Linked DNA regions of Mus musculus: region 1 is linked to region 2. Evidence: chromatin contacts called from ENCODE Hi-C or POLR2A ChIA-PET data. All regions are on one chromosome and are shown on one strand. Each heading gives the region's core, a stretch centred on a gene start or an enhancer-like site at or near the end of the contact. The rest is flanking DNA. Distances are from core to core; before and after follow the strand shown.

Region 1 (6,194 bases), core at 3,527-6,026, 670 kb after region 2:
TATGGCCCTCACCCCTCATTACAAAACTCTCACCAAATTTGCTTTCTTTATGTCATTGTTTCTCTGTGGAGAGGTCCCTCTGACTTCCTACTTTGTGTCCAGGACACAGCCCTCCTCTGGGTTTTTCTATGGCCGGCAGGGACCCTTCACAACTGGCTACTAACCTTGCTGTTTTGAGGCAGGGTTTCTTTGTGAAACCTTGGCTACTCATTGAGTAGACCAGGCTGGCCTTGAACTCAGAGATCCACCTGCCTCTGTCTCCCAAGTACTGGGATTAAAGGTGTGCTCCACCACCACCCAGCTTGTTGATATTTTTGAGATGGCGGTGGTGGCACAGGCCTTTAATCCCAGCACTCGGGAGGCAGAGGCAGGCAAATTTCTGAGTTCGAGGCCAGCCTGGTCTACAGAGTGAGTTCCAGGACAGCCAGGGCTACACAGAGAAACCTTGTCTCGAAAAACCAAACCAAAAAAAAAAAAAAAAAACAAAAAACAAACAAAAAAAAACAGGGTCTTTCTTTATAACTCTGGCTGTCCTGAAATTCATTATATAGACTAGGGTGGCCTTGAACTTACAGAGATCTGCTTACCTCTCACTGCTGATTAAAGTTGTACTCTCAGAGTGAGTTCCAGGACAGCCAGGGCTATACAGAGAAACCCTGTCTCGAAAAACCAAAAGAAAGAAAGAAAGAAAGAAAGAAAGAAAGAAAGAAAGAAAGAAAGTTGTACTCTCAACAAAAATGAAGTAAGTATTTTTAAACATCCTCCTTCTTCGCACCTGCACTGCCTGGTTCCAGTCTCTCTAGAAACCATTGCTTGTTCATGTCGTTTATGTATAAGTGCATGCATGCACGTGATGTCTTCCCAAGCTCGGTTCCTCTTCACCCATCATACCCCCATTGCCATATGGGACCAAACTACTAAATGGCTGTACAACCGTGGAGAGGGTGTGGGCTTCTCAGCCCCACTTCCTGAGGTTCACCTCTTTGTTCCTCCTCATGCTCACTGTGTGGCAGTGCGGAAATTGCTTAACCTCTCTGAGTACTTTCCCCACACTGGAAAGTTGTTATAAAGACTTCATATAAAAAAAAATTCGAATTTCTCCTGACTCTGAGTCAGCTCTATAAAAACTCAGCTTTTATGACTGGACACATGGCTCAGAAGTCAAGGCTCTTCCAGAGGACCCACCCTCAATTCCCAGCATCCACACCACAACCACCTGTAATCCCAGTTCCGGGGACCAATGCCGTCTCTGGCTTCCACGAGCAGAAGGAATACACAAGATGTGCACGTGCAGACAAATGCTCACACACATAAGATTAAAAAGTAATATTAGTACCACTCCCAGGCTCTTCCACTCTAGAAAGACACTGCTTGTTTATTTGTGTGTATGTCACGTGTGTGGGGAGCCCGGGGAGGCCAGCAAAGAGCCTGGGAGTCAGAGGAGCTAGAGATGTTGGCACTTGTGATCCAGCCTATGTGGGAGCAGGAACCGAACTTGGGTCCTCTGCAGGAGTAGTGTGGGAGGCATGGAGGTCTAACCCATACTAACACATATTTTCACTATAAACGATAAAGTTTCTTCTGCTGCCACAAAACATTTTTCCCTTAAGGAGGCACAGTCTAATTAAGGGAAAGGCCCCTGTGTTCTTATGCCAGGGTAAGCCTATGCTTGTATCCAAAATGCTTTCCAGAAAATGAACTAAGTCCCAGATGGCTCCTGCTCCAATGCATCCAACCAGGACAGCATCCTGGAGACCAGGAGACAGGAAGATTCTGAAGATAATGGATAAACCTACAGAGAGGAAACATCCCAATAGAAAATCCAAGCTGGGGCCAGGCGTGGTGGCACACGCCTTTAATCCCAGCACTCGGGAGGCAGAGGCAGGCGGATTTCTGAGTTTGAGGCCAGCCTGGTCTACAGAGTGAGTTCCAGGACAGCCAGAGCTACACAGAGAAACCCTGTCTCGAAAAAAAAAAAATAAAATAAAATAAAATAAAAAAAGAAAGAAAGAAAGAAAAGAAAAAGAAAGGTTGCCTATAGTAGTAGACATATGATGTTGTTTTGTTAAGGGTTGGTTTCGGGGTTTTGTATTACCAGTCCCATAAATAATGACTGAAATACAAAGAGAGGTTTCCAAAATCGCTTGCATGATTAGTACAACTATTGATATTACAGCAAAAAAAAAATTAGAAGAAATTAGTTAAGAGAAAGGCAAACGGAACCACAGTTCTACAAAATAGAGCAACTATAGATTATTTGTGGCTCAAGCACTGGCCTGGTGATCAATAATTTCCTGGCGTGTGTTGCTTTAATGTGTCAGAGTTTTCTCATACTATTTGGTGATCAAATTAAAGAGGTCCATCCGCATAAAGAGATAAGCAAAACTCTCTTAAGTCATCTGCGAAGGGCCATCATGGTTCAGATGGCTTCCTCGATCCTTGGTCATTCCGTTAGGTGTTCTTGTAACCATCTTGTGCGTGTAATAGACTAGCCACGCAGCAATGCCTTCAACCTTGGCCTCCATTACAGTCGTAAAGTTCTCTGTAAGGAAAAAAAAAAAAAAAAAAAAAAACAAGTGGAGATGTAGGAGCATGGAGATCCTTGTGCTCACAGAGAAACAACCTGGAATGTTAAACACACGGGATGTTCCTTCACAGAAAGGGATACAAGGGCTGCAGGACTTGTTATCAGCACAGCAGGCCAGGAGAAGATGTGACCTTTGCACTACCCGTGTGACCTCTCCAAAACCACACTGGATCCTCCCCCAGGCCAACATCAAGAGCTTGGGGATGGCTCTATGTGGCTCAGGCTCTCCTGAAACCAGCTATATACATAGCCAAGGATGGCCTAGAAGTCCTGCACGCCATGCTAGGTTCTTCTATGCCTCCTTCCACGGCCCACAGAGCTCCCAACTAGACTACCAGACACCCTTGCGACTCCTCTCCTCCTCTCTTCTCTCCTCTCTTCCTTTTCTCTCCTTCTTTCTTTTTCTTAGCTGGGGATAGACCTAGCCTTACACATGCTAGGCCAAATGCTCTACCACAAAGCCACACCCGCTTCCCTTCCTCTATTTTAAGCATTTTCCATTTTAACTGTCTCTTTTAATTTTGGGGGGCGGGAGGGGAGTTTCAAGACAGGGTTTCTCTGTGTAGTCCTGGATGTCCTAGGCCTCACTCTGGAGACCAGGGTGGGCTCCAACTCAGGGATCCACTTGTCTTTACCTCCTGAGTGTGCCACCACCATCCGGCTCTTTTCCGGTTTTGTTTTTGTTTTTGTTTTTGTTTTTGTTTTTGTTTTTTTTGAGACAGGGTTTCTCTGTATAGCCCTGGCAGTCCTGGAACTCACTTTATAGACCAGGCTGGACTCAAACTCAGAAATCTGCCTGCTTGCTTCTGCCTCCAGAGTGCTGGAATTAAAGGTGTGTGCCACCATTGCCCAGCAACTTCTAAGGTTGCTTTTTTTCTTTTCTTTTCTTTTCTTTTTTTTTCTTTCTGTTTTTATCGAGACAGGGTTTCTCTGTATAGCCCTGGCTGTCTTGGAACTCATTTTGTAGACCAGGCTGGCCTCGAACTCAGAAATCTGCCTGCCTTTGCCTCCCAAGTGCTGGGATCAAAGGCGTGCCCCACCACGCCTGGCTTAGGTTAACCATTCTTTATTTTCTCAAGATTTATTTCTTTATTGTATATAATAGTGTTCTGCTTGCATATATGCCTGCATGCCAGAAGAGGGCACCAGATCTCATTATATATTGTTGTGAACCACCATGTGGCTGCTGGGAATTGAACTCAGGTCCTCTGAAAGACAGGATCTGGAAGAGAGCAGGCAGTGCTCTTAACCTCTGAGACATCGCTCCAGCCCTAATCATTGTTATTCTAGAACTTATTTTAGATCATGTCTGTCAACATTTCAAACCTTCCACTGATCAAAGAAAATTTTTGTTTATTGAGACTGGGTCTCACGTACCCCAGGCTGTCCTCAAACTCCTGTGTAGCTAAGGCTAGCCTGGAACTACTGTGCCTCCTTCTTCATCTCCCAAGTGCTGGAATGATAGGTGTTTTTCAAAACTACCTTTTAAGGTTGGACATGGTGGCATACACCTTTAAACCCCACACTCAGAGATAGAGGCATGGGTATCTCTCTTAGTCTGGTCTACATAGCAACTTTCAGGATAGCTAGGACCCCAGGGAGGCTCAGTCTCAAAATAATAATAATAATAATAATAATAATAATAATAATAATAAAGGAGATCCTGCAGCTTCTGCCTCCCCAGTGCTGGGATTGGAAGATTAAAGTCGTAAACCTCCTACCCAGAGGCCCAGGGACATGCCACTCCTTCTCTTTTATTCCTTTCTGACTTGTGTTCAAACTCTCAAAATCTTACCAATAGGATGAATGAGCACATGACAACTTTTTCTGCATCCCTAGCTCAGTCAGCGCTCAGTACCTGGACAAAGAATGACTTGCTGAGCGGTGGTTGAGCACACCTTTAATCCCAGTATTTGAGGCAGACAGATCTCTTGAGTTCCAGGCCAGCCGTGTTACAGAGTTCCGGTACATCCAGGGCTGCACAGAGAAACCCTGTCTAAAAACAAAACAAAAACAAACCCACAAAACCCAAAACAACAACAACAAAAAGAATGACTGACCAGCAGATGCAACACACTAATTGTCCACAGAGAGAGCGGACTGGAAACCAGAAGGTGGCTGCCCCCCAACGCCCCTCCCTGGGCACGCCCCTAAGGGGCGGGGCTGTCTTGGGCGTGCGCGCTGGGGGCGGTGTCAGGCGGGGCAGGGCGGGGCCAGCAGCGCGCGGTGTCTCCCGCCCGCTTGGGTTGGGGTCGCGCTGGCTTCGGACTCAGCTCTCCTCGGTTGAGGCCATGGAGGACGATCGGAAGGACGCAGTCTATGGTAGGAGTAGCCTCCGGCCTGTAGGTCGCCTGTGCTGACTTGGGAAGGAGGGGGTTTTGAGGAAGGGCAACATCTGAGAGCCTTAAAACAAAACACTCGTGGCTGCAGGCAGTACGAAGGCCCTTCTGTCCGCGTCCTCAGGCCTCTGCATCCCGCGCTGGCTCAGCCGGAGCTCTTGGCCCTAGCCCAGGTTGTCCCCCGTGTCTCTTTTCGGGGATCTTCAAGCTTACTCCCTTCCTGAGCGATGAGCCGGGACTTATGGCGCATGCTCCTCGCCTGGAGGTCCCGTTATCTGGGAGAATTAGGTGATGGGCGGGGGAGGGGATGCGAGGCGATCTTAGCTTGGGGTGTGGGCAAGAATGGGGCCCGACCTCGCCACATGTCCCGTCTCCTTAAGACCCAAGTGTCCTCCACATCTTCGCCATTTACATCCAGAATAGCGACTCCAAGCTTAGTACTAGATGGGGAAACTGAGGCAAGGCTGAAGAGTCCCGTATAACTGGAATTAGGTGCCTAATGCGACAGGGAAGGTCAGAGACGAGGCGGGCAGGCGGGGAGCAATGCAGAAACTTTCCCTGCCTGTGCTGATTGTTGCAGGTGCCTGTAATTTTAAGGGTTCCAGGAGACCCGGACCTCAGTAAGGCCTGAGGTGGCCTTAGCCACTTGGAGCTGGGGGTGGGGCCAAGATGCGGATTTCTCACCCTACCCGACTCCGGGTTCCCACGGACTGGGTGTTGAACTCTGAGCCTCCTTCCTCTTATCTATTTTAGGTTCCTTGGGCCTAAATCGGCCACAAGCCTTAAGAGGCATAGCTGAGACTCTGGCAGAGGGGCTCTATCCCTCCCCCTGATATACCACTTTGTGTGACTGGAACTTCCTGGAAACTGCTAGACTCTAGAGTCTTGGGGAGGGGGCCGGAAATGGTTCAAAAATAACTAGAAAAGCAAGTAGGCTCTCTGCCTTCCTCCTCTTTCCTGGGTCTGTGCGGTCCAGGGGGAGGAAAAAAAAAGAATAGACAGGTCCCAGAGGCTGTGACACACCCTTCCTGGCCTAAAGGAAGGTAGCAAGACCTAGCCTTTCAGGGCTCTCCCAGCTTGAAGTTGCCAGCCCCCAGACCACTAGAAGGTCTGAAGCCCCAGGCTCTTGGGTTGCTGTGCAACTATTGAGTGCTTCTGGCTGTCTCTGGTGTGGGATTCTTGGTCTGGGAGCCTGAGTATGCTTGGGTATCACACCTGAGAGAATCTTTGGTCTTCTCGAGGTCTGTTTGAAATAAAAGTGGGGCAGA
Region 2 (6,397 bases), core at 2,846-5,345:
GTGCTCAGCTTGCTTGGCTTTTAGTTAATTCTAGATGTAGTCAACTTGACAACCAAGAACAGCCATTACACCCATGTATAAAAATAAGTACATATTTACATATATACTACTTAGATTTAAATTTTTCCTTATGTGCATGTGTTTATGGGGAGGGGCAGACATCCGTGTACCACAGTGCACATGTGAAAGTTAAGGGACAACTTAACAGGAGCCAGTTCTCCCCTGCTACTTTGAAGGTCCTAAGGTTGGAACTCGGGCCATCAGGCTTGGCAGCAACACTCTTACCCAAGGAACTACCTCATTGGCTCTGTAAGTACTGTTGGCACGGTACTCTTGTGGGTTTTTCTTTCCAAGGCTGAGCTCAAACCCAGAGCCTCGCATAGTCTAACCTGGTCATACTACTGAGCTGGCTTAGCCTTTACCTTAGTGTGCATGTTTGAGCTTATGTGTGTGTGCACTATGCCATGGCCTGCTTGTGGAGGTCAGAGGACTACCCTGGCTGTCAGTTCTAGTCTTGTTTGAGACATGATGTCTTTGTTTTCGCTGCTTGTACTTGAGGCCACTGGTTTGGTAGCCAAAGCTCTAAAGGAACAGAACATGTGGGATGAATATTTTCTATGAGGGTTATTCAGGTGGCTCACAGACTTTGGTTTGAGTAGTCCAACAGTGGCATCTCCTGGAGGGAGAGAAAGGTCAAGGATCTGGTGGTGGTTCGGTTCACTGCGTGCCTCAGCAGTCCCAGTTGGAACTAGAGGCCCAGAGAAGATCTAGAGGGCTGCCAGTTTCCAGTCTATGTTGGAGTCCCACAAAGTAGCCACTAACACCAGCAAAAAGGATTGCCTCAGGAACAGGACAGACAGACTTGTGAGTGAGAGTGAGGGCAAACAGGCAAAAAGCAACAGCTTCCTTCTTCCATGCCCTTTCTTGTGGGCTGCCACCAGAAGGTGTGACCAGATTTAAGGGTGGGTTTCTGCCCTCAGATGACCTAGATTTGGGGTGGGTCTTTTACTTCAAATAATCCAGCCCAGAAAAACCCCTCACAGGTGTGTCCCACCGCTTCCTCGTTTATTCCAGATGTGGTCAAGTTGACAACCAAGATGCTATCACAGGAGCTTTAAGGACTTGTGCTGTCACTATCTCCTCCTGGATGTGGACATTGAGTTGCTGATGCTTGCTTGTTACTTCATCCAGCTGTGTGTGGGTTCTTCATATTTAGGCTAAGGACTCCACAACTGTGTGTTAAGCATGTTACCCACTGAGACATTTCTCTAAGCTACATAGTCTTCTTTCTTCTTCAAGAAAACACAGTAGGAAAGCTGGGCTGGTTAAGGTGTTTCTACCTGAGCCTCAAGACCTAAGTTCTAGCCCTGGGACTCCGTTGGAAGGAGAGAACCAACTACACAGAGAGGTTATAACAGGGTAAAGGTTTCTCCATCTTGTCTCGGGTGCAGCCATCTTGAGTTTCTACCCCTTGCTCTGAAGAGTCCCATGGGAAAGCACCCGATCCTGTTCTGCAAACTCAGGGTCAAAATGCCCCAGATAACTGCATGCTCTTAGCTCTTATTAAGCTGCTTACTTGCTTGCCCCTGAAACTGCTACCAGAATGTAGTTTTTCTGTGTTCCTTATCTTAACTCCTTGTACCATGCATTTGGGGCTGCTCTGTAAAAAGTGTTACTTTCCAAGCAGTCACCAGCTGGCTTACTACAGACTATCAATTTGAAATTTTGTCATGTCCTCTGAGCTCCACATGCACTAAACCATGACTCAGGTTAATAATAAACATTATTTGGTTTTTCAGGTGAATTTTGTTATTGTTGTTGGTTATGAAGCAGGTTCTCTATATGTAGCCATGGCCTGTCTGAAACTTGAATATAGATCTGGCTGGCACTGAACCCAGATAACTACCTGCCTCTACCTCCTGAGTTCTGAGATTAAAGGCAAGACCACCACACCCTGCATAAAATAAACCGTTTGTTTGTTTGTTAAGATTTCTGTGTAACAGCCCTAACTCTCCTGGAACTCCTTTTGTAGACCAGGCTGGCCTTTTGTAGATCCATCTGTCTCTGCCTCCCCAGTGCTGGGGTTAAAATCATGTGCTACCACATCCAGCAAAATAAACACTTTTAATGGGAACCTATGTGAGTGCATGGAGTATTTCTGGCTAGGAAGAGTGAGGCTTCTTATCTGGTCTATATTCTTCTATACTGGTTTCAGATAAGAAAGTAGCCTTATTAAGTCTGTCATGTCATTTTTTGCTATTATGGTTTGAACTCTAGGTCTGAGCTATTCTCACTTTCTTTTTTTTCTTTTCTTTTTTTTTTTTTTTTTTTAGACTGGGTCTTTCTGTGTAGTCCTGGGTGTCTTGGAACTCACTGTATAAACCAGGCTGGCTTCAAACTCACAAAGATGTTTGTGTGTCAAGTCCTCAGGCTTGGTAGCAAATGCTCTTAGCCACTGAGTGCTGTCCTTGGGCCCATGCTTTGCTACTGTAAGGCTCTATCATTGAGGTTAAGCAGTTCACAGTAAGTGGTAGAGCCTGGCTTTAAACCCAGTCGAATCTTGCTTCTAATCCCTTCTCATGAGTTCATGTCACTGAGTGCCATCTTTTTTAAGTCACACAGAGGTTTTCACTATTGGTGAACTCATTGAACCCCTCCCCCATCAGTGTCTTTGAAAATCATTAATTATCTAGGGCCAGCAAGACGGGTAACTTGCCACGAAGCCTGACAACTTTAGTTTGACCTCCAGAATCCCATGGTGAAAGGAGAGATCAGATTGCCACAAATTGTGCTCTTGACTACAGTTTTCTTGGCAGTATCCCTTATAAATGTAATCTTTTGTAAAGTAACTTTAAAAAAAAAAATTCTGGAGATAGGGTTTCTCTGTGTAACTCTGGCTGTCCTGGAATTCACTTTGTACACCAGCCTGGCCTTGAGCTTGGAGATCTGATTACCTCTGCCTTCCAAGTGCTAGGATTAAAGGCATTTGCCACCACCACTAGGCATAAAGTAACATTTTAAAGTTCTAATGTATATGAATGTTTTGCCTGCATGTATGTGTGAATGCATACTACGTTCAGGCCTGGTGAATTGAAAAGGTCTTGTGGAAGAGTAGCTAGGGCTCTTAACCACTGAGCCATCTCTCTAGCTCTACACAGATTTTTTTTTTCCTTTTGCTTGTTTGTTCGTTTGTTTGTTGAAACAAGGTTTCCTGTGAAGCCCTGTCTGTCCTGAAATTCACTTTGAAGAGCAGGCTGTTCTCGAACTCAGAGAATTGCCTGCCTTTGCCTCCTGAGTACTGGGATTGAAGGTACACACTAGCACACCCTTTTCCTTAGACTACCAATTGACTAAAACTGATCGTTGGAGCTGTCCACCCCCTCCTACTCCCTTTCCTCATCCTAGTGGTACCGCTCTCACCCATCAGTCACCTGCCTAGAAGCCAGGAGGAGCCCATGGAGAAGGAATAAGTCGAAGTAGGTTCTAAAAAAGACACGGAAAGTGGGTGAATGGACCAGTGAAATGGTTCGCCTTGTGAAAACCAAACGGGACTGGTTTCGCTTTGGACATTTGGGAAAAAACAGTGGGAAGAAGGAGAACTCAAAAGCCAAATTTAGGCTCTACATAGTTAGCCTCTGCATAGTTAGGCGCTGCATAGTCACCAAGGCAACTGCATTGCTATGGCAACGGCAAAGTACAGCAAAAGTACCTTGTATCTTAGTTCCTGCTGGCCACTTCCGCGCGGATGTTGGCGGACCTCCGAGAAAGGCTCAAGAAGGCCGGATTGGCTGCCTCAGGAGCCAGTCAAATAAGCTCTATTTTGTGGCCTAAGCGAACCAAGAGAGCCTTTTGACGCTTAGAGGGAGCCACTTTCCCGGTTGGAGCACCCAATAGACGTAGCTTCCAGACGAGCCAATCGGCAGTGGTGTTGGGAAGGTGGGAGGCTGTGTGTAGGGGCGGTCCGACCGCGGGGGAGTCCAATAAAAAGCTCGCGTGCTCGCGGCTCCGTGTTGCCGTCCAATTGGCGTTTCTATTGGACGAGCCAATCACCAGCGGCGCTGCTCTGGCGCGGGGTCAGAGCCGCGGAGGCGGAGCAGGCGCTGCGGCAGGAGGGAAGATGGCGGACGAGGAGAAGCTGCCACCAGGCTGGGAGAAGCGTATGAGTCGCAGCTCAGGTACCTCTTGGGGGTCGCCCGGGGCCAGGGCGGGGCCTCGCGAGCTCTCGGAAGTTAGGCTGGAGCTTGCCGAGACAGGCGAGTCTCATCACCGGCCTGATTCGGGCATGGAGATCTGGCCTCCTCCGCGGATAACGGGCCCGGAAAGCCAGAAACTGAGGTAGGAGGTGGGGCAGGCACAGACGCGCCCCCGTCCTCGCCCACCGCTGGGCTCCGGTGCTCAGAGGTGACGAGGCTGCACCTCGGGGCTCCCTTGAGAGGAAGAGATCCGGACTCAGTGCAGAGGGCGTGGGCCGCCCTGATCTGAGTTCTCCCGCAGCATCCGAGACACGTGCCTGCTCATCCCACCCCCCAACCCCCATCGGGACCCTGCGGCAGTGATGGCTTCTAACCAGGCCAGTTCGTCTCTGGGTCAAGCATGGTACCAAGCTCTTTGAAAGACTTTAAGTTCTTTCATAAGTCCACGTCGGTGTGGTCTCACGTTCTCCCACTCTCTCTCTCTCTCCCTCTCCCCCCTACCCTCCTCTCTTCTCTCCTCTCCTCTCTCTTCCTCTTCCCCTATCCCCACCCCCACCTCCATATCTCCCTCCCTCTTTTTCCTTGGCTTATTCTCTCCCTCCTCCTCCTCCTCCTCCTCCTCCTCCTCCTCCTCCTCCTCCTCCTCTCTGTAGCTACCCTCTTTCAAAAGAAGACTTGCTCTCATTTTTGAGGTGAGAGAAACTGAGGCCAGGACACGGAAAGAACTCATCTGATAATGCACTTCAGTTACTAGGAATGCCCTGGATTGCAATGATTTTTAATTTTATTTTTATTTTTACTTCTTTTGATCCCAAGCATAGCCTTCCTCGGTGTCAGTGGCAACGCCTAGAGTAGCCTACAAGGACCTCAGGTAGAGCTAGGGTCTCTGCAGCCTACAGAGCTCTCTCAGAATTCTTAGTTATTAAGCATCAGGGTTCTGGACACTGCTTATGGCTCTCTCTGAATTAACCCAGCTAGGTTTAATGTCATTCACTTTCCCCATTTTGTCGAGGGTGGATGTGGAAAGGTATTAGACAGAGCCTCATAAAGACAGGTTACTCTTGAATTCTTGGTCCCCTGCTTCAGCTCCCCCAAGTGCTGAAATTACAGGCATGCACCACTTTGCCCAATGTATTTATTGAGGCAGTCTTTATTAGTAAGACTATACTTAGTGTGTGTGCATGTGGAGAGCAGACAATAACTTGCAAGAGTTTTTTTCCTTCTACCATGCGTAACTCATATCCTCAGGCTTGGCTGCAGGCACTTACCCATTGAACCATTTTCTTTCTTTCCTTTTTAAGGCTGTGTGTGTGTGTGTGTGTGTGTGAGAGAGAGAGAGAGAGAGAGATAGCCTTGAACCTCTGGTGTCTACCGGGATTACATGACACAGATTAATTAGCTGAGGTAAAGTCTTACTGTGTAGCCCAAGCCGGCTTCCAGCTCATGGTCCTTCTGTTTCGCCTCTCAGCACTGGGACTAAAGTTCTCTGCCTTTATGCCCGGCTCTGATGACCTTATCCTCTGGCCCGGCTCTGCAGATGAGAAAGCTGAGGTTCACCGAGATGGCCTGTTGGGAAGGTTTTAGTTGGATTTAGCTCCTGTCCAGCTGTCCAGGCTGCTCTATTCCTAGTGTGGGGTTGTGACTTCTAGCGGAAACTTGTTTCTAGCTGGGTGTGGTGGCACACAGCTGTATTTCCAGCACTTACACAGAAGCAGGAGGTCTAGCTCATGGCTATCCTGGGCTACATAAACTTTTTTTTTTTTTTTAATACATGTATGGGCATTAGACTTGCATGTGTATTCCATATGCATGCAATACCCACAGAGAAGCCTGAAGAGGGTGCTAGACACCCTAGGACTAGAATTACAGGCAGTTGTGAGCCTCTAGGTGGGCACTGGAAATTGAACCCCAGTCCGATAGAAGCAGCTGGTGAAGCCTCCTGTAGTAAAACTCTTTTATACACACACACACACCTCTACCCCTGCCCGTCTGCCTAGCTATGGACCAGTCCCAATTCTTGCCATTTGTTCTCAGTAGAACTATGAAAGCCGCCCTTTCATGGGTAACACTCAGCCCTTCTCTGCTGCTAGATCAGCTGTGTAACCCAGAATGACTCTCAGCCCTTGGAGTGACCCAGAATCTACTGGGTCCTTCCTTCAGCTTCTGCCATACCCCTCCCCTCTCCTCTTCTTTTCTCTTTCACT

What was found. Hi-C counts contacts between places; a loop is a spot of excess contacts on that map. ChIA-PET counts read pairs that join two places held with the same protein, here RNA polymerase II (POLR2A).
Region 1: a loop to region 2 is called in a map of regulatory T cell, with 4 times the contacts of the local background. The contact joins the promoter of Slc44a2 here to the promoter of Pin1 in region 2. A Hi-C loop is called at or near these places in 1 of 37 maps with a recorded cell type or tissue (regulatory T cell). POLR2A ChIA-PET finds 5 or more read pairs at or near these places in 1 of 5 experiments (embryonic stem cell).

The regions. Positions count from the first base shown.
Region 1 is chr9:21,315,943-21,322,136 of GRCm38, forward strand. Slc44a2 (solute carrier family 44, member 2) reads left to right here and starts at 4,777. Exons shown (of 23, transcript NM_001359227.1): 1 at 4,777-4,909. The coding sequence starts at 4,879. Gm39302 (predicted gene, 39302) reads right to left here and starts at 5,172. Exons shown (of 2, transcript NR_166671.1): 1 at 4,648-5,172; 2 at 2,128-2,542.
Region 2 is chr9:20,648,023-20,654,419 of GRCm38, forward strand. It overlaps Pin1 (protein (peptidyl-prolyl cis/trans isomerase) NIMA-interacting 1), which reads left to right and starts at 4,096. Exons shown (of 4, transcript NM_023371.4): 1 at 4,096-4,175. The coding sequence starts at 4,118.